6 separate regions of the Homo sapiens genome follow, and regions 1, 3, 4, 5 and 6 are each linked to region 2. A link is a contact called in ENCODE Hi-C or POLR2A ChIA-PET data. All regions are on one chromosome and are shown on one strand. The core of a region is the stretch at or near the end of the contact, and the rest is flanking DNA. Distances in the headings are between cores, read along the strand shown.

Region 1 (3,311 bases), core at 508-3,007, 2.2 Mb after region 2:
AAAAAAAAAAGTTTTCTTAGTGTACCTGGCCATATCAAGAACCATAATCTCTCCTCTTCCTTTCCATAGAGAACCCCAAAAAATGGGCTCAAGGTTGATGTTTCTTTTAAACCCATATTTTATATTTTCCAGGGGAAAAAATAAAAGCTAAAAAACAAAAAGGAAAGAGTATTATTAACTTTATAAACAGTGAGCCTCCTGCAACAGAGCTCATTCCCTTTTGGGGAATCTGGACCATTCCCCAGAATACTAAGGAAGGGCTACCAAGGGCAGAGTCCAAGTTCAATGGTGAGAAATGAAGGCAGTGGCAGGATACACACAACGTCATTACAGTAAAAGGCACTGTCCACAAATATCTTACATTTTTCAATTTAAATATATGTCTTCTCCCTTTTCCTTTGGTGGAGACTTTCTTTTCAGCAGCCGGAGCAGATTTGTATTTAGTGTTTCTGAGCCGAGCAGACCTCCTGTGAATTTCCTGCTTACTCTGTTACACAAACAAATTAAAGAACAAAAAGAGAAAGAAGTAAAAAGTGCATAAAGGTTGCAGTACAATCATCTTACAAGGATCCCAGAGTATGTACTTTATAAGAGCATTTAACAATTAAGATTGCCCTTTTGCTTTTCAAGAGAAGTAATTACAGCAACTAGGCTAAGTAAAACCGGAAGTTCAGCACCCGGAATCTCGGAGCTCGCTGGACAGGCGTCTCCAGAGCCTCCAAAAGGTGTGAGCTGCTTGTAATAGGGCAGGAGGCGGGAGTAGGAGTCAGTCTTGACCAAGACAAACACTATTCATTTGTTGTGTCTACAATAGAGAAAAACACTTAACAACTTTACTCCCTAAGGCCAGAGAACGTAGTAGGTTATGGCGCCCCCTGCAACGGAATACTTAAGCTGCCATTTACAATAATGACATAATAATCTTACTTCATAACCTGATATGACAAAACCTTTAACAAGGAATGAGGTCCAGCGCCTGCATTTGTGGCATGACACTGTATACGACTGTGTAGACATGTGTATATTGAGATTTTCTTAAGGGCTTTACATCTTGGTTCTTATTGCTTTGAATTTCTTACAATAACAGGTGCTTCGGAATGGGCCAAACGAAAGATCTCAGTAGGAGGTGGGGAGGGGCGTTCCAGCCAGCAGGAGCACGGCGATCGGGGAAGCCCGCGCCCGCCCGCTCCCAGCCAGCCCGTCCCCGCCCGCCTAGCACCTGGTCGGCCTCCGCCGGCGGGAGGGGCCGGAGGAGCTCACCTGCTTGCCGCCCCCGCCCCCGTTGCTCTGCGGAGGGGTGGCGGAGGTGCTGGCGAAGGTCGCCGCGCCGAAGCCGCCGCCGCCGCTGCCCCCAGTCCCTCCAGCCGCCCCCGAGCCTGCGCCCCCGCTGCCCGCGCCGCCCCGGCCAGTGCAATGATGGCAGAGGATCTCCCCCTGCGCTCCCTTCTTCCACATGGAGGACGACGTGGTCTTGCATACGCTGCAGGTGGGCTTCAGGCCCAGCGGCATGGTGGCCGGCTCGGGCGGCCCCCGCGGGCGCAGAGACACGGGAATGGCGGACGGTAGCCCGGCCGCCCCCTGGTCGGCCCGCCACTCCCGGCGATAGGAAGAGCGGTGAGAGCGTCGGCACGGAGCTGCCGGTGAAAGGACCAGGCCGCTGGCGCTGCCCCGTGGAGGCGGGAAGCGGGTTCCGCCGGCTCCGCAGGCGGAGGCCAGGATTCCCTGGCCCGAGGCACTGGGAAGCAGGACTGGGAAAGGGATCTGGCCGGGGTGGGGGGGACGCGGAGACTTCCGGCGGTGAGCTGGCCCCAGGGCCCCGCAGCCCGACCGCCTGACCGGAAGTGCAGCACCCGGAATTACTGGGAGCTTGCTGCAGTTCCGCTTGCTGTCGCCTAGGGGCAGGGTTCTCAAACTTTTTGGTCTCAGGCCTAGAATTTGCCGGGTAAAATACAGGACGCCCAATTAAATGTGACTTTCAGGTAAACGACGAACAATTTTTTTAGCGTGAGTGTATCCCATGCAATAATGGTTTATCCGAGAGGCGTTTAACTGGGGGTCCTGTATTTTTATGTGCTAAATCTGGCAATCCAGGTCTGGCGTGGTGGCTCACGCCTGCAATCCCAGCACTTTGGGAGACCAAGGCCGGCGGATTACTTGAGCTCAGGAGTTCGAGATCAGCCTGGCCAACGTGGTGAAACCCCTTCTCTAATAAATATACAAAAATTAGCCGGGCTCAGTGGCGGGCTCTGGGGTAATCCCAGCTACCCTGGAGGCTGCGGCAGAAGAATCTCTTGAGCGCGGGAGGTGGAGGCTGCAGTGAGCCAAGATCGCGCCATTGCACTCCAGCCTGGGGGATAGAGTGAGACTCCGTCTCAAAAAAAAAAAAAAAATCTGGCAATCTTACTTAGGAACCCTTTACACTCTTAAAAATTATACTTTGGACATCGCCCTACACCTCCCCCATGTCTATACTTTTGTTTAGTTGAATTCAGAGCATGCCGTTTATGGACATCGACAAAGGGTTCAGAAAATGCCATCCACTGACATCTATGTATTAGAAATTGAAATTGAGACATTTTACAGCCTAAGATGTCAAGCGCACATTCTTCAGCCGTTGGATAATATCGTTGCAAATCCTGTGGACTCTGAAGAGTATACCGATTAGAGAATGCGGAGAAAATCGAATAGCTGGCTGTTATTCAATTCAAAACTGTTGGAAAACAGTTTTGGCTCTGAGGACCCAGCAGTTGACAAACAGCAGGCCTGGGACAAGAGCAGTATGAGAAGTCAGATCGCCTCTTTTAATGTCACTAGTCAGTACAGGCCTCGCCAGACAAGTCTCTCCTCAGCCTCACTTGGAAGAACATGCCCTCTCTTCATGATCCTGGGTTTCCTAGACTTAGTATCCTTGGAAAGGTCTTGATGAATATATTGTGGTGGGAAGCAGTGGGGAGAAACAAACGCCTATTATGTCACAAAACCACATTTAGTGCTTATAACAACCTTGGAATGAGATATTATCAGATTTTACTGTTAATTGGTGATCAACGGAGGCACTTCTATGTGGACTGGCTGTCATTATAGCTGCTGCCCTTGGCACCAATTTCGAGGAGGGCTTTGGAACAGCCCTCTGGGGTGTGGGTTGTGGCTCAGTCACCTCCCCTCTAAATCTCAGTTTCCTTAACAGTAAAAATAAGTTTCCAGGACTGTTATGGGGATTAGGGCCAACTGTAAAAGTGGCTGAGGAGACTAGGTAAAGAGTGTTGTCTCACTTTAGAACAATGCTGAAGGTGTTTAGAGCCTGCCATCCT
Region 2 (3,100 bases), core at 262-2,761:
ACTGGCTGCTACAGGGCTGCAGAGTATCTGCACACCCCCCCCCCCCGCCGCCAGAATCCCCCCTCCCAAACCCCTCCCACCAGTCACCAAAGCCAGATTCATTTCATGCAGCAAGAGCAATCCACAGATCCAATTCCCCCGCCATACTCAGCAAACCCACAGTTTCCACAAACTGTTGCTGGACGCTGATTCGCGCCACCACAACTACACCGCCACTTCAATCAAGCACAAGTAGGCAGGCAGCCTGCTCTGCCATCACCAAAAGATTCCCATTTCCACTCCAATCAGTGCCCCTCCACTCCACTGCTATAGCGGGAATGGTGTGGGCAGAATGTTAAACACTAATTTTTGCCCGGGGCTCCATTTTGTCTACCAGCACCATCATGCGAGAACCGTCCTGCAGAAAAATAGAGTGGGAGCCATTCCAAAAGGTGAAAGGGTGGGGTCCTGCTCCAAGAAAACAGAGGAATTGTACTCCGCAGCTCATGTCCCACTACGGCTGCTTTATTTGTAGCGCAAACGGTCTGCAGCTCCTGTACCTCTGCAGCTCTTACCACTTTGTAGTGCATCTTAGGTGTGAATTGTTCCGCAGCTCATGTACCTCTGCAGTTCATGTGCCTCGCAGCGCAATGAAGCGCTGTTGTCGGGCTGGCTAATCGCATCGTTTTTGTAGCGTTTTTTGTAGTGCTACTCTTCTGCAGCTCAGATTTTGCAGCGCATGTAAAGCGCAATTCAGTTTTCTGTCTGCAGCTCCTATATCGCTGCTCCTCGTTCTGGATTGTAGCGCCACTGAAGCGCCCATCCGTCAGTTTGTGGCACATAAAGCGCCCATCAGTTTATAGCGCAATGAAGCGCCAGTTGTAGCTCCCATCAGTTTGTCGCCCGCGTGAAGCGTGCTTGTAGCGCATCTGAAGCGCCAGTTTGTAGCGCATTTGAAGCGCTTATCTGTTTGTAAAGCATGGCACTTGGTAGCGCATTTGAAGAGCAAATTGCAAATCGATCTATAGCTCCTGACCGTCTGCAGCTCATCACTGTCCGCAGCTCATCTCTGTCTACAGCCCGTATCTGGACTTGGTCCTGGAAACCCAAGCCTTTAAGGCTTGGTTTCCCCATTTGTTTTGGGGTACAGCCAGTGAAGGCGTGACAAGTTTTGCGTGGAGACATTCTGGGGTGCTACTCCATCTCCCGCAGCTCCCGATAAGCACGGGGAATGAACGTGATCTTTAAAAAAAAAACGTCCTCACCGCATACTCACCACGCGAGGACTCCTCTGCGAAGACAGGAAGGATGGGGTCCCACACCTGAGCCAGGCGCGGTCTCCACTGGGTGCTCCGCAGCCCGGAGTGGCTCCGGACGACAGCCCGCTCAGCGGACCTTTCGCCAGGCTCGGTGGACCTTCTCCGCTGTTCTCCTCAGGGCGCAGTCAGGTTTCTTCGACACACACCAACCGAAGTTGAAGCGCGTGTACCAGGAGCGCAGACTGTGAGCCTTATATAGGTTGCACCGAGGAGGGGGGCGCCAAATCCCAGCGTGCTCCGCGGGCTAGGGGGTGGAGGGGGGTGCGGGGATGGGGGATGGGGGTGGGGGCGGTGGCCACGCTGCAGTGGCCCGCCGCTAGAGGGAGTACGGGATTACCGAGGGGGTGCGGGATGCTGATGCTGAACTGGCCAAGCTGGGAGGGAAGAAGAAAGGGAGGGGAGGGGAGAATCGAGGACGGACGGCCTAGCCAGGCCAAGAATGCAATTGCCCCGGTGGTGGGAGCTGGGAGACCCCTGTGCTTGGACGGGACAGGGTCGGGGGACACGCAGGATGAGCCCCGCGACCACTGGCACATTCTTGCTGACAGGTTAGTGGCCTGCGCGCGACGTGGAGGTCCCGGGGCCAACAGGCCGCCGCCTCCCCCTCCCCCGCTCGGGTTCCGGGCGCCTGAGCGCGCCCTTTGGGCACCAGCCTCTCTTTCTGTCCCGGACCCCACCGTACCCCTCCTTCAGTACACCCTGTACCCCATTTCCCCGGCCCAGCTTCTCTCTCCCCAGGCTTGACCCCTGGCCTTTTTTTCCTCTCCGCGCCCCCGCGGGCCCCTCCCTGCTCTGCGGGCGCAGAAATTCCATCTCCAATTCCTGTTCCCAACATCCCCCTCCCCGCCCAGCCCCAGGGTAGTCCTCTCCCGATCCCTGTAGCAAAGAGCTGGGGGTCGTTGCCTGTTTTTCTGGGGGGCCCGTTTCCCCGCGATTGGGCTCTGCGACCGCGATGCGAGCCAAAGGAAATGGGTGTCAAGCTGCGTCCCCGCTACACAAACACATCTTTTTTCCTTTTCTTGATAGTGGTAGAGAACACAAAAATGTGACATTTAAAACACCGAATTTCCCCCTCTTGCTAAGTGCATTTCTCGGTGACGGAAATCTCGGTTTTCTTCGGTTTTACGGAGCAGGGAAGCGGAATCATGAAATGCTGGGAGCTAAACAGGGCGTTCAGGTCAGGGTTAACCCCGGCTGGAGGCCAGAGATGCTGCCGTACCGAGTGCGCTATTTCCAGAAACCAAAACCAATTTAAAACAGCTGTGGATGCTTCCAGTGTGTTTGGCGGGCTTTGAAGGCTCCCAGCTACCGACTTTTGGTGGCGATTACGAGGTTTACACAGAGACCTTGCTTCCCTTGCAACGTTACATTTTCCTAAATCTTGTAGGGTGAATGAATGCGTTTAGTCACGGCAACCGCACGTTTAATCCTTTCCAGCGGGTTGCCGAGATTCGGCCACAAATATTTGCGTGCATTTGTACTATGAACATATATATTTTATGTCAGGGAAAATTGCAGTGGCTGATAAGACGCTAAAATTCTGATGAGGAAGGATGCTAAATAAAACCTTAACGCGGATTCCCATCTAAGCGCCTCAGTGTCAGGTGCTTGGGAAACTGACAATCTGTTGATGATCTTAGTAAAACAAGTTTAAGTTAAAAGGGAAAACCAAATTGTCTACAGCTGAGTTAGGTTTCTGAAACACAGATGAAACGCTTTCATATTTGAAGAGCAAAATTGAGCACATTTTAGTAACATTGCTACGGATTATTTTATACTTGGAATATCAATAAGAATTTGAC
Region 3 (3,054 bases), core at 416-2,915, 2.4 Mb after region 2:
GTTCAAAAATCTGAAAATATACTTTGAAGACATTCACAGTTTAAGCAGCAGGAGGGTCATAGGCACCAAGGTGTGTAACATCTGTGAGTGGCTGATACAAAAAAAGATTTCTCTGGAATTAATGATTGAAAATAATTATCAAATACAATCTAATATGATCTTTAAACGTCTGTCTCAAAAGCAACAAAGCAAAAGCTTGTAACAAAGCAAAACCTTCCAATACACAGATTTTTACACCTTACACATACCCACATACTTCACAAATTAAGAACTAGATGAAAATTAGAACACTAAAATTTAAAGGTATCTAAAATACACTATTTGAAACAGCAGACTCTTATCTTTACATTTATCTGTCAGATCTACCAGTAAAGCTCTTCTGAAATGGTCATTCCAATACAAGATTGTTCGATATGCCATTCCGTGTGAATAGAGCTTGGGAGACTAATTCTCAAAATCTCCTCAGGAGATGCTTTATTACAGCTCTAGTTTCAATTTCCTGCGACTCAAACAGCTACGTACAGAAAAACAGCTCATACATACGGAGAAGAATAAGAATACAGGGGAGCGCTCCATTCTTTTGTTTTGGTGGCAGAAGCTGCAAAAATAAAGGTTCACTGGAGCCATCTGCACCTATCCCCACCCATCACAGCCCTGCAGAGCACTTTTACCCATCCGCTTCTCAAGACTCTCTCTAGCCCCCGAGGTCGGCAGAACCCGTGGCTTTCCACGTCTCAAAGGATGGGGGTGGGGGGGAGGCTGCGAGGAAGGACACAGATCCTTTGAGGACAGAGGGACAAGGAGATGCATCCAGATGGGGAGGATGGGACGCGTCACGGAGACCCGGAGGCTTGCAAATTCGCTGGGAGAAAAGCCCTGTAGGGCAGAGAATGCTGCCTGTTCAGGGATGGGGACAGACAGAACAACAATGCTCCAAAACAGGCGACAGACACACTCCTAGTAGATCCGGGAGGGTGTGAAGTAGGTAGCTCTGAACTCGGAGCCACAAATGGGTAGAGGCAGCCTCAAACACATCTGTACCGCGAAGCTGAGACTTACGGTTACTTCTCTCGCTGAGGGTAAGGGTCGGTGGACCCAGCAACTCCGCAGTTCCGCCTCCGCCGCCCCTGCCTCTACAGCCGAGCTGGTGACCTCAGGTACCCAGCCCGCCCCACCCACCCGGACGGTTGCCCCTTCCTCGCCGGCCCGGGTGCACCCGCCAGGCGGAGGCTGATGTGGCCGAGGGTGCGCACTGGCGGCCCGCGGGAAGCGCTGCGTGAGCCGAAGGCGCCCGCGGCGAGGCTCAGACTGGGTGGGCGCCCCCCATCCCTCTCCGGCCGCTGCGCCGCCTCACTCGGGGGAGGGGAAGAGGGGGCGGTGGCTCTTGCCTCCGCCTCGCGGTCAAGCCCGGCTCATGTTCCAGCCTTGCGCGCTCGCAGCCCCGGCCGCCCTCTTCCCCTCCCCCGCCTCCGGCTCCGGCTCCGGCTCAGCCGCTGGCACCCCCACCGCCACCACCCTAGTCTCCTAGTCGCCTGCCACCAGCCCCTGAGAGACTGCAGGTCCAGTGAAAAGGAGCAGGAACGGCAGCAGCCCGGCCGCCGACCCGGAAGCTCTTTCACCGCCAACCGCGAGGCTGCAAAGGGTGTGAACCCGGAAGCGATTTCATAGCCACGGTAACGGCGGGGTGGAAAGCTAAGGCCTTTGAAGACCTGGGACCCCGTAGTTTCGGGAGAGGGTGAGGGGTGAATGGTGCTGAGGTGCGAGGAGAGGGAAGGACAGTAAAGAGCAGGTGGGCAGGAGGGTCTCCGACTCCAGAGACCTGAGCTTTTGGGGCGCGGGTGGGAGCGCGGGGGAACCCTCAAGACGGCTTTCTTTTGGCGACTGAGGGTTTTTCTGCCACAGGAAGCTGGGCCGGGCTGCTGTGCCTGGGAGGAGGGAAGGAGGAATGAGAAAGCGGTGACGGTCCCTGCCCCCCCTCGCCAGGTGACTGTCCCACCCATTTAGTTGAATGTAGCGGCCAGAGAGGCACTCGCGGCAGCCCGTACGGGTGGGACCTCTCGGTGTCCTTCGGGAAACAGGAGGAGCAAGTTCGACTCCAGCGAGGGAAAACGGAGGTGGGAGACTGAACCATCTCCACATCTAGTTGCCCCAGGCAAGGAGTTTATTTTTCACATGTAGTTACAGAGAAACCATAGCCACTTTTTGGGTGGAAACTCTTTGAGCAAAGAGGCTTACGTTTTTCCCCAGTAGTGGACGTTGACGGGTGGTGGCGCAGGAAAAAACCTCCCAGGCAGAGTGATTACGTATTTTTGTCATTGCAGGGAAAGGGATTCACAGCTTGTCATTCTAACTCACTTCTCCCCCTGTAACTCACTTCTCGCCTCTACACTTTTCTCCACCTTTTAAGGTTTTTGGCTTTCATCGCTTTTTCTACATGTTTTTAGCCTCACCAGAAGTCTTTCATCTCGGTGGTCCAACTCAGGATCTCAGCCTCATTATTTTCTTACCCTTCTGGAGTGCATATGTGCCTTTACAGTTTCTGTTTGCAAACGCTGTCTAGCATACTAAGAGGATGTTAGCAAACCTGTTCCATGGACACTAAATGGCAGTTGTACATCTCCCCTCATCAGTCATAGTGACAACCAGAAATGCCCTCCATATTTTCCAGTGATCCCAGGTAGGTGCCACCCCCCTAATTAAGGACCACTTCCACTGCTTTATTTATAAGATCTTATTACTTAGGGAGCATATTATCATTTGTGCCTAACATTTTCCAGAATGGAGTGAGCCATATAACAAAATGCCACGTTTCCTGTACTTATTCACTTGAACCCTCATCTCAGACTCAGTCTAAACATATTGCAAACTCTAGTTATACCTTTCTTGTATTTTAGTTCAAGCTACTCATTTTCTATCAGTTTGTCTGTGTTTCTCCCTTAGCAGTTTTACCTTCCTATGTTAGTTACTTTTGTTATTTTCCTGTTAAGCCTTTGTTTCCTTCTTTCATGTCACTGGAAGAATGTAGATTTTAAGTAGTCAAGTACGAATAGTTCT
Region 4 (3,417 bases), core at 644-3,143, 2.5 Mb after region 2:
AAGGCGTCTGCCACCACGTCCGGCTAATATTTTGTATTTTTAGTAGAGACGAGGTTTCATCATGTTGGTGAGGCTGGTCTCGAACTCTTGACCTCAGGTGATCCTCCCGCCTCGGCCTCCCAAAGTGCAGGGATTACAGGCGTGAGCCACCGCGACTGGACGGAAGAAACGGTGAAACTTTTAAGGTGGTAGAATTATAGGATCTGATGACTGATTAGATGAAGCATGGAGAGGGCAACAGTGTGCACAGTGATGCCTTTTCTTCACAGGCATTATAGGAGGGACAGGTTGGTAGGAGGAGGCAACGGGTTTAGTTTTGGATTTACTGACCGGGGATGAGTGTTAGCTCTCTAGGTAGAGGTGTTCCGCAGGCAACTGGTGTTGCGGGACAAATCATAGACGGGAGAGACCGAGCAGAGTTCAGGAGAGCCTTTATTATTAAGGTGATCACCGGCTCAGTCGGACTAGGGTCCAGAAAGTCTGAGCCCCGAACAAAGGGATCAATCACCTTTTAAGCAGTTTGTGTTGGGAGTTACGTGTTGCATGAAGTGTACTTGCAGAAGCAAGAACAAAGGCAGTAAATTACTCTTACATTTGTTACACCATATGTCTTACGTCCTTGGGAATACATGCTTTTGTAACACTTGCTAATCAGTTTTGTGACTTTACAGCAGCGCTAGGGAGGGAAGCAAGAACTCGCTGTGCCTCAAGGAATGTGAAACGATGGAACACAGATAAGCCTCTCCACGCATAGGGGAGAAATAAGCAGTTAATATACTCTTAACCCAGGCCTTGGGTAGGGGAGGTGCTATATTACATTCTACCTCAAAGGAAAAGAATATACTTCTTGATTAGTATACTTATAAAATTCATTAATTTCCCTTTCACTGGATATTCCTACTAATTCCCCCAGGGCCTTGCAGTTTTGTCTCATTCGCTGCTCTATCCCCTAGCTTAGCACAAAACCTAGTTCTTAACATTGATTAAATAAATGAATCCGGTCAGGTGCTCCCGTGGGTGATCTGGAAGGAGTTAAATTTGGTAGTCATGGGAGACGCTTCTGTGAAGCCATAGGAGCGAAGATTGATTGTGGCGGCAGGACTGAACTCAGCTTCTGAATCTTTCTAGCCGCTAAACCTACAGACTAAGTGGCGTCCTTGGGGAATGCTGCCTCAAACGGCTCGCGACGTCCTAAAACATGTACATTTATTTTGGAAAATCTGTTTTCGTAAAACCTAGCATACTTAATCACCAACATTTGTTAACTTCATGGTGGCATATTAATACCTGTCAGGTTGATTTTAGTTGGAGTGGGACGGGGCTGACCTCACCGTCCTACCCTTCGGTATGAGGCCGGCGTCTTCACGACCTCGCTTTTCACAACCCCAGTCCCCGAGGGCTTATTTGGGGCTGTCGGAGTCCCCAAGACGTGGCCCCGGAGAAGGGTGAGGTGCCACAGTTCGAGGTGCCCCAGTACCCTGCGTCCGGACAGGGGGCGGTGCTCACGCCCAAGGCCCCGCTGACGCGATGTAGGCCGAGATCACCTCAGGCGCTCGCGGTGCAATCACAGAGCGCGCCGTCGCCGCTCGAGCTCGCCCTGAGATCCCTCCGCTCAGCGCCTTCAACGCCGTGTCCCGGCACCCCGCACCCGGGCACACAAAAAACGGGTCGCCCGCGATTCTCAGGGATTGATCGCCTCTTCAGGTAAGTTATCTTCCGGCCCCGTACCACTGTGCCACAGGCGCAGCCCGCTTCCTCAGGTGCCCTATCCCGCGCAAGAAGACCACGGCTTCACAGAGTGTTATTTAAGGGGCGTGGCCAGCGGAACATCCCGCCCCATTCTGTGACGCACGGGGTGGCGCGCGTGGGACCCGAGGGGTGGGGCTGGGTTTAGTAGGAGACCTGGGGCAAGGCCCCCTGTGGACGACCATCTGCCAGCTTCTCTCGTTCCGTCGATTGGGAGGAGCGGTGGCGACCTCGGCCTTCAGTGTTTCCGACGGAGTGAATGGCGGCGGCGGCTGGGATGCTGCTGCTGGGCTTGCTGCAGGCGGGTGGGTCGGTGCTGGGCCAGGCGATGGAGAAGGTGACAGGCGGCAACCTCTTGTCCATGCTGCTGATCGCCTGCGCCTTCACCCTCAGCCTGGTCTACCTGATCCGTCTGGCCGCCGGCCACCTGGTCCAGCTGCCCGCAGGGGTGGTACGTACATTCTTTAGGGTCTGAGTGGGGCGCGCGCCGCAGCTGAGGCGGCCGAAGGGCTGGCGTGGGCGGCTCCGTGGCCCCGACCGGCTCAGTGGATGGCAAGGGCGGGGGCGACTGCGGCCATGCTTGGCGTGGCTTTGGTGGCAGGCGCGCTGGGGGCTGGAGTAGTGGCTGCGGCGGCGGCACTGCTGCTGGTGGCGCTGGCTGTAGCACCCGCCATTGCCTTGTGTTGGGGGGCGGTGCTGGCCTCCCCGGCTGTGTATCTGATCCTAGACGGGGTCGTGGTTGCGGCATTTGTGGTTGTAGCGGTCTGTACTGACCGCAGCAGTGGTGCCCCTAGTGGCGGTGGCTGGATTGGCGGCTGTGGGTTTGAACGACCCGGTGGTCGTTGGGGCCCTTGGTGGGGGTCCTGACGGAGATGCTGTTGGCAGCTGGCCCGTCATCCTGGAGGCTGCCCTGTGTGGTTCAGTGTTCTGTGGGCTGTAGCAGTGCCCCTAATGGTGGTTTATACCCATATTAAGGAGGATGTGTAGAGTGTGGTAATGGTAGTGACTGGAGTGTGGTAAGGGCCTTCCTCTGATGCTAATAATGTAACAGTTTCTCGGCCGGGAGCAGTGGCTCACGCCTGTAATCCCAGCACTTCGGGAGGCCGAAGCGGGCGGATCACCTGAGGTCAGGAGTTCCAGACCAGCCTGAACAACATGGAGAAACCCCATCTCTACTAAAATACAACAAAACAAAACAAAAATTAGCTGGATGTGGTGGCACACGCCTGTAGTCCCAGCTGCTTGGGAAGCTGAGGCCCGAGAATCACTTGAACCTAGGAGGCGGAGGTTGCAGTAAACCGAGATTGCGCCACTGGACTCCAGTCTGGGCGACAGAATGAGACTCCGTCTCAAAAAAAAAAAAAATCATTTTCTTCAATTTAACAGCCTTATTAACCTAGCTTTCAATCTCCCAAATGTTATTTGATTGTGCCTTTTACAGTCAGCAATAAGTAGCTTTTGAAAACTACCCTTTTACTGACAATGCAATGTACAAACTTTTGACCAAGTAGCTTTTAAAATAATTTTTGTTTGAACCATACCAGGCATAAGAAAGAGTTATTTATTTATTTATTTTTTTCCTACACATGGGATCTTTAAGGAAATGATATTTGTCTCTGGGAAGACAAAGTTACTTTTAGTGTTTAAAGATAGTTCTATTAGCTGAGGTGT
Region 5 (3,242 bases), core at 306-2,805, 2.8 Mb after region 2:
ATCGAGACCATCCTGGCCAACATGGTGAAACCCCGTATCTACTAAAATACAAAAAAACAAAAAAACAAAAAACAAAACAAAAAAATTGCCGGGCATGGTGGCACGCGCCTGTACTCCCAGCTACTCGGGAGGCTGAGGCAGGGGAATCGCTTGAACCCGGGAGGCAGAGGTTGTAGTGAGCCGAGATCGCGCCATTGCACTCCAGCCTGGCAACAGAGTGAGACTCCGTCTAAAGGAAAAAAAAAAAAAAAAAAGAAAAAGGAGAAAGAAATGGGATAAAGAAAATTCTTTTTCTTTCTTGAGACAAGGTTCACTGTGTCACCCAGGCTAGAGTGTAGTGGCACAATCACGGCTCACTGCAGCCTCAACCTCCCAGGCTCAGGTGATTCTCCCACCTTAGCCTCCCAAGTAGCTGGGACTACAGGCACCTGTGACCACGCCTGGCTAATGTTTGTACTTTTTGTAGAGATGGGGTTTCACCATGTTGGCCAGGCTGGTCTCGAACTCCTGGCCTCAAGCCATCCTCCCGCCTTGGCCTCCCAAAGTGCTGGGATTACAGGCATGAGCCATCGCGCCCGGCCAGAAAATTACATCATTAGGCTTGTACATGGAGGAGTTAGTAATGCCTGAAATTTTTCCTCTTTGTAGAATTCAGGGTCAATCCTGTTGATCCTGTGTTTTTTTAAGGACCAAATCACCATCGTCTCCTGAGGATAACTCGACAGACACAATTAATTCATTAATGTAGATATTATCTTTCTTTTGATGGTCACAGGAGAAGTGCCTTGAATTGAAGCTTTATCTCTTCCATTGTCACCATCACTAGGCAGGTGAGGCTGACAGGACCGCGTGGCTTAAGGCAACGCCTCGGGAGGGAGCAAAAATGCATCCACTGTGGAGATGAGGTTTCGGTTGCCTCCATTCTTTAAATAGCGCAAACCCTCACAATGTCAAAAGAATCATATTTGAATTCGAACTGCAAGTAAGGAAATCGAAGTATACTAGAATTGATTTCCAGCCTGAAGGCGGATGCTGAATTCAGACCAGCAGTGACACTCCAGGATTTCCACGGTAGTTCATTAAAGGAGGAGAATCTGGGACTAAACAGACAGAGTCTACACCCGCTTATCCTGCACCAAAAAACGCCGAGATGTTCATCGGCATCGCGTTAGTCACATTAGCAGCAGCAATCGCATTATCAAAAACTGCAACACGCATGTAAATAATAGCTACTTTTCCACCACGTGTCGTCGGCCGGCAGTGGATGCCCCCTGTAGGATCCCTATAAGATGCCTTACAGTTCCCCACGGACATCTGCCCAGGCGACTGGGAGTCCCAGGCCCCACCCCACCCTCCAAACCCCTTCTTTGGCGTTCAATACCCCGCGCTCACCGCGGTCTCTTGCTGCCCCCTGCCAGGCCCCTAGCGTCGGGCTGCGAAGGGCTGAAGTACCGCCACGAGGGGGCGCAGGACCAACGACATCACCTCTGCGCGCGACCCGAGGCCGGAAGTTAGTCTTTTCCACTTCCGCTCCTCCTAGCCGCTCCGGACCCCAGAGGCGGAAGTAAAAGCGAACTACAGTGGATGGGTGCAGTTCAGGGTGAGATTGGGAAGGTGGTGAGGCTGTGCTTTCCTTTCTTTTTGTTAAGAAGTGGGTGTGGGTGACTGCTGTACAGTGCAGCCCTTTGCAGATTTGTCTTTGGAGGAGGAAGAGGGATGGAAAGAGCCTTCGGTGTGGAATTACCTTGGTTTTGAGTTAAGAAAGACCCACCTGGGTTCGAACCCTAATGCTTCAGCTAGCGAAGGCAGGCTAGTATGGGAGCTCGGCGCTGTTTCAGATTTTGTAATTTTAAGGCTTATGCCTACCTTTTAAATTGTTGTGGGGAGTAAAGCGAGACAATATATATGAAGCACTTAGCTTTGGTACAAAACGTATTCGTGATTCCGCTACCTTTTCCCATCATATGTAGGCATGTACTTGCCGTTTTCTTTTCTGTATGTCTGAGAAATGTTGTTTGCAAGAGGTAATGCATCTCACGAGAACATAATGCAACGAGAACGTTAGCTGGGATCGATCTCTTATTTTGTATTAGGAAGGCCTGAAATATTTTGCCTTTTTTTTGTGTGTGTGTGTCATTTCCAGAGATAGCTGTTCTCCAGCCTTTCTGGAGGGATGCAGAGCCTTTCCTTAGGACAAACAAGGTGAGAAATGCATGTAAAGATCTCCAAACTTAGCTTGCTGTATCAAAAGAAGACCAGCTGGAATGTGGTATTTTAGGGCCAGTGATTAGTTATTTCCATTAACAGCCTTTTTAACAGGCCAGTTGTGGGGCAGAGGCGAACGTAAATCTTTTTTTAGACCCCTCATACTACAAGCATAGAAATTTTCAGTGTTTGTTAAGTTTGAACATTAGCCCTTTGGATAATGGTTTTGGTTAATTAAAAAGTCAATTTGAGAAATAGATCGAAGTCAATTTTTGAATAGGTACCATTTTTGAAATTTGTACGTGAGGAAAGTTGCTAACTTTCTTGTATTAGGCTATTTAGATGTTCATTTACCCTACTAGATATTATGAGTATTTTGAATGGAGATCCGTTGCTAAGAGTAAAGCATCATGGAGAATTTTGAAGTGTGACTTTTTTGGTACTAGAAACCGAAAAATAGATAAAGATAATTTGTATTTTCCATTGTTTTTCACACCAAAGGCCAGTTTTACTTGTTTAAATTTTTTCATCTGACTGCAAAGTAACACATATTCATTAAATAAAGTCCCAGTATTTCAGAAGTAGTACATAGCCTCTAATAATCTTTCAGAAATAAGTGTCATTCCACTTTCCCCCTCTGTATATATTAACGTCCCCCTCCCCGCCTTTAATATACATGGCATTATCCATACTGTTAAGCAGTTTGTCATGTAGAATATCTGACATCTTTTGATTGCAGTAGATCGGCCTTTATTTTTGGCACCTTTATAGTATATTGCATAGATGTACCACAATTTATTAATTATTCTATTGGTGGCCATTTGGGTTTCTTCTTCTTTGTTATAGCAAATAATGTTATGATGGTCATCCTTTTTCTTTCTTTCTTTTTCTTCTATTTTCTTTTTTTATGAGACAGATTCTTGCTCTGTTGCCCAGACTGGAGTGCAGTGGTGCAATCTCAGCTCACTACAACCTCCGCCTCCCAGGTTTAAGCAGTTATTGTGCCTTAGCCACCTGAGTAGCTGGGATTAGAGACA
Region 6 (3,016 bases), core at 373-2,872, 2.7 Mb after region 2:
GTGTAGGCTTTGGACTTCTAAAGATACCCTGATTCCCCTTTCCCACCATTTATAGATTCGAAAGTAAAAATTTACCTGGCTATATACAAGCATTTAAACCTTGATCTTAAATAGAGGGAGCTTATAGGAAAGTCAACTATATTTTAGAAATATGAAGCTAGTTTTTATATATATATTCATTTAACAAACTTGTGTTGAGCTTCTATCACTGCATCTCTGCGGTATGGCCCTTCATTGATAATAAATCACTAACCTGGTTTCCTTTGTTTATGTGAGGAGAAGAGAAAGGAAGAGAGGAAAAACAGTTACCTGTAATACAATTTTTGTCCAAGTATGACTGCTAACAATTATCTCTAAAAATAATATAATCCATAAAAGAAGACTTCATTGAAGGGAGGAAGGGGGCTTTTGAGCCCAGACAAAATATATGCTCAAATATGTAATTTTTAAAAGAAATATGCTACGCAGCTTATATTCTGTATATGTTAAATTTCTCATGAAGCCCAATGAACGATGCCTGTGTATAATTGTGTATTGTATTGTTTGCTTTACAGGCTTTTCCATAACCGTTCACACACACACACACACACACACACACACAACCAGGATTCGCCAGAGAGATATATAACAACTAAATTATTTAAAGCAGGAATTCTATAGGTGTTGGCATATGGAACCTTTCGGTCCTCAGAAGTTCCATTCACAGACTGCATTAACATTCCATAGGACACAAAAGCGCATGCCATGACAAAGACCTTCAAGTACAAACATACAAAGACACGCTTCTAAAAACGCCCCTAAAGCCAAGTTCACAGCTGGCACTTGTGGCACACACAAGCCACTGCTGAGACAGCTGTCACAGGCCAATCACACACACCCAAGAGTGCCAGCGTGCTACCTAAGGAAGACAAGCTGATGATCAGCGCACAAATCCCCAACCCAATAAAGAAAAGCCCTAAATCCCCACCCTGGAAAGCACAATGCCTGCACCACCCAGAAAACTCCTTAAAAAAATGAAAGATCGGAGGTTTAGAAGCAACTAAACACTAGTTTACAGCAATACAGTAAAAGGGGAGTTTTATTTGGACATTCACGAGAAAGGAGCCACAATATTCAATCCTCGCGGAAGTATTATCAGCTAGCACAAGGCTTTGTCCCCCAACTGGAAAAAGGGGAAAGGAGGAGGGCGAGGAGAGATGCAGACCCTAAGACCCTGCAGCACCTCCCTCTCGGGCAGTGCACTGGGGCTGCGGCGAACTCCGCTTCCCAGGCCCCCTCCCACCCCGTGCTAGCCACCGCCTCCCACCGCAGGCCCGGTTGCCTCGGGCTCTCCTACCTTGGCTTTGCCGGCCTCCAGCTTCTTCTGTCTCTCCTCGTCCTCCATGGCCTCTGCAAGGAAGGCAGGGGAAAACAGGGGTTGAGGGGTGGTTGGGGATAGAAAGGAAAGGTCGATTTGGACGGAGGTGGGACGGCAAGCTCCACGGCCTAGAGAGCCGATTCGGTCCGGCGCTCCCCCGCCCGAAGTGGAAGCAGTCTCCGCGCTCACTGGCGGATCGTCCTCAGCCGCACGGGAAGCGCCGTCACCGCCGCCGCCGCCGCCATCTTCGTCTCCACGTAAACACACGGCGAGGCGGGAGGGGCTGGAACGTCTGTCCGCGCAGCCGCCTCGTGGGCAGGTGCTCCTGGGGTGCCGCCCCGGCCCAGCCCTCCGGGGTCAACCCTTGCCAGGCCTGGGACCTGCCTCCTACCAGCGAGGATCCCGCCGTAGAGAGCGCCCTTCCCGCACATCAACGGCTCACAGGTGGCGGCCGAGCTGAGGGGTAGGAGAGACGGAGTGTGCCAGAGGCTCCTGGCCTGACCCCCACCCTCCGTCCGAGGAATCCACTGCTATTAAAACATGAGTTTTTTTTTTCCTTCAGGTTACAAAACTAACACACCTAATGGTGAAATTGGCGAACACCTACAAGCTCCAACGGAAAAGTTCCGGTGGGGGGTGGTGGGGGGGCGGACGCCAGGTTTTCTACCTACATTAACTGCTTGACTCAAGAATTATGAGAGCAGCTAATTGCTCTTATTACTTCCTTAGCCTGAAAAGTCCCTCCCTCTTCCCTCCACTGGTTCCCACTCAATCTCCGGTTCATCCTTATAGTCCCATCGCACACGCTGCCTCCAAATGGCTTTTCTGACCTCTTGTTCCCTCCACGGCAACCGAGACACATCCAGTCAAAACTTAGTCCCCTCCCCCGACTCTTTGGGGCTTCCCTTTAACAGTAGTGTTCTGAAAGGAGCCTGAGCTTTAGAACCTCGGTTAGGGACAATGCCAGACTACACTAACTTTCTAGCGTTAATGACAAGTTACCTATCCTCCCTGAGCCTACCTGGAATTTTTGGAAGGGTTGTTAATATATGTGACTGCCCTGACATATTAAAACGTCCTGAATAATGTCAGCTTTATTTCTCCTTGGACTTCCTTTAAGTACCCTGCACCATATTTTAATAATTTGTGTGCGTCTTAGTTCAGCTCATACTCCCAGCTCCTTGATGACAGAGACTCATCATAAGTCTTGCTCATCTTGGCTTTACTAAAATGACCAGCACAGAGCTCTGCACTCAATAAACGCTTTTTGGATTGAATTGAGCAGTGTTTATAAATTTAACATTACTATCTTTCCTTGTTTCCCCGACATGTGCTCCCTCAGTCCTTTGTGTTCGTCTCCCTGCCCTCCAATGCTCACATCCATTCCTGGAGTGAACTACACATTTTAATGTCTCTGGTTGATTACTCAGATTTATCATGTTTCTCCGTTGCTTTGAGCTAGGTTGGACTGAAAAACTAGCAGTTGTGAACAAAAAATAGGCTAAAATGAGTTCAAGCGTAGAAGTGGTGTTAAGTGAAAAATTGAGGTTAAAAAACAAAAAAGGAGATAATAAAGACCTTAAGTCTACCACAAACTGAAGATGAGTTTTAAATAGCCCTCATTTAGAAATCTTAGCTTTAAAAAAGATTTTTTTCTTA

The links. Hi-C counts contacts between places; a loop is a spot of excess contacts on that map. ChIA-PET counts read pairs that join two places held with the same protein, here RNA polymerase II (POLR2A). Pooled maps may share reads with other maps.
Region 1: a loop to region 2 is called in a map of CD8-positive, alpha-beta T cell, with 11 times the contacts of the local background. The contact joins the promoter of GATAD1 here to the promoter of PEG10 in region 2. A Hi-C loop is called at or near these places in 2 of 168 maps with a recorded cell type or tissue (CD8-positive, alpha-beta T cell and naive thymus-derived CD4-positive, alpha-beta T cell) and 7 of 50 pooled maps.
Region 3: a loop to region 2 is called in a map with no recorded cell type, with 22 times the contacts of the local background. The contact joins the promoter of KRIT1 here to the promoter of PEG10 in region 2. A Hi-C loop is called at or near these places in 1 of 37 single-sample maps with no recorded cell type and 7 of 50 pooled maps. POLR2A ChIA-PET finds 5 or more read pairs at or near these places in 1 of 52 experiments (OCI-LY7).
Region 4: a map of CD8-positive, alpha-beta T cell shows a loop between it and region 2 (7-fold over the local background). The contact joins the promoter of CYP51A1 here to the promoter of PEG10 in region 2. A Hi-C loop is called at or near these places in 1 of 168 maps with a recorded cell type or tissue (CD8-positive, alpha-beta T cell), 1 of 37 single-sample maps with no recorded cell type and 6 of 50 pooled maps.
Region 5: a map of naive thymus-derived CD4-positive, alpha-beta T cell shows a loop between it and region 2 (14-fold over the local background). The contact joins the promoter of MTERF1 here to the promoter of PEG10 in region 2. A Hi-C loop is called at or near these places in 1 of 168 maps with a recorded cell type or tissue (naive thymus-derived CD4-positive, alpha-beta T cell) and 6 of 50 pooled maps. POLR2A ChIA-PET finds 5 or more read pairs at or near these places in 1 of 52 experiments (PC-3).
Region 6: a map of CD8-positive, alpha-beta T cell shows a loop between it and region 2 (15-fold over the local background). The contact joins the promoter of AKAP9 here to the promoter of PEG10 in region 2. A Hi-C loop is called at or near these places in 2 of 168 maps with a recorded cell type or tissue (CD4-positive, alpha-beta memory T cell and CD8-positive, alpha-beta T cell), 2 of 37 single-sample maps with no recorded cell type and 9 of 50 pooled maps.

What each region holds. Positions count from the first base shown.
Region 1 is chr7:92,445,928-92,449,238 of GRCh38, reverse strand. It overlaps GATAD1 (GATA zinc finger domain containing 1), which reads right to left and starts at 1,757. Exons shown (of 5, transcript NM_021167.5): 1 at 1,261-1,757; 2 at 362-487. The coding sequence starts at 1,509. RefSeq lists an enhancer at 588-637 and a silencer at 1,068-1,837.
Region 2 is chr7:94,654,736-94,657,835 of GRCh38, reverse strand. It overlaps PEG10 (paternally expressed 10), which reads right to left and starts at 1,511. Exons shown (of 2, transcript NM_001172437.2): 1 at 1,245-1,511. The coding sequence starts at 1,249. It overlaps SGCE (sarcoglycan epsilon), which reads left to right and starts at 1,703. Exons shown (of 11, transcript NM_003919.3): 1 at 1,703-1,846. The coding sequence starts at 1,738. RefSeq lists enhancers at 259-308, 1,578-2,355.
Region 3 is chr7:92,244,525-92,247,578 of GRCh38, reverse strand. KRIT1 (KRIT1 ankyrin repeat containing) reads left to right here and starts at 1,665. Exons shown (of 19, transcript NM_194454.3): 1 at 1,665-1,789; 2 at 2,408-2,677. ANKIB1 (ankyrin repeat and IBR domain containing 1) reads right to left here and starts at 1,605. Exons shown (of 20, transcript NM_019004.2): 1 at 1,060-1,605. RefSeq lists a silencer at 1,170-1,559 and an enhancer at 1,490-1,784.
Region 4 is chr7:92,132,953-92,136,369 of GRCh38, reverse strand. It overlaps CYP51A1 (cytochrome P450 family 51 subfamily A member 1), which reads left to right and starts at 1,893. Exons shown (of 10, transcript NM_000786.4): 1 at 1,893-2,197. The coding sequence starts at 2,006. CYP51A1-AS1 (CYP51A1 antisense RNA 1) reads right to left here and starts at 1,807. Exons shown (of 3, transcript NR_122110.1): 1 at 1,288-1,807. RefSeq lists enhancers at 905-1,731, 1,268-1,927, 2,298-2,347, 2,508-2,557, 1,732-2,558.
Region 5 is chr7:91,879,015-91,882,256 of GRCh38, reverse strand. It overlaps MTERF1 (mitochondrial transcription termination factor 1), which reads left to right and starts at 1,555. Exons shown (of 3, transcript NM_006980.5): 1 at 1,555-1,600; 2 at 2,144-2,202. The coding sequence starts at 2,174. LOC112267986 (a long non-coding RNA gene) reads right to left here and starts at 1,455. Exons shown (of 2, transcript XR_002956514.2): 1 at 1,393-1,455.
Region 6 is chr7:91,939,468-91,942,483 of GRCh38, reverse strand. It overlaps AKAP9 (A-kinase anchoring protein 9), which reads right to left and starts at 1,622. Exons shown (of 50, transcript NM_005751.5): 1 at 1,337-1,622. The coding sequence starts at 1,384. LOC124901698 (a long non-coding RNA gene) reads left to right here and starts at 1,633. Exons shown (of 2, transcript XR_007060431.1): 1 at 1,633-1,820; 2 at 1,920-2,634. RefSeq lists enhancers at 1,332-1,481, 1,520-2,081 and a silencer at 1,682-1,791.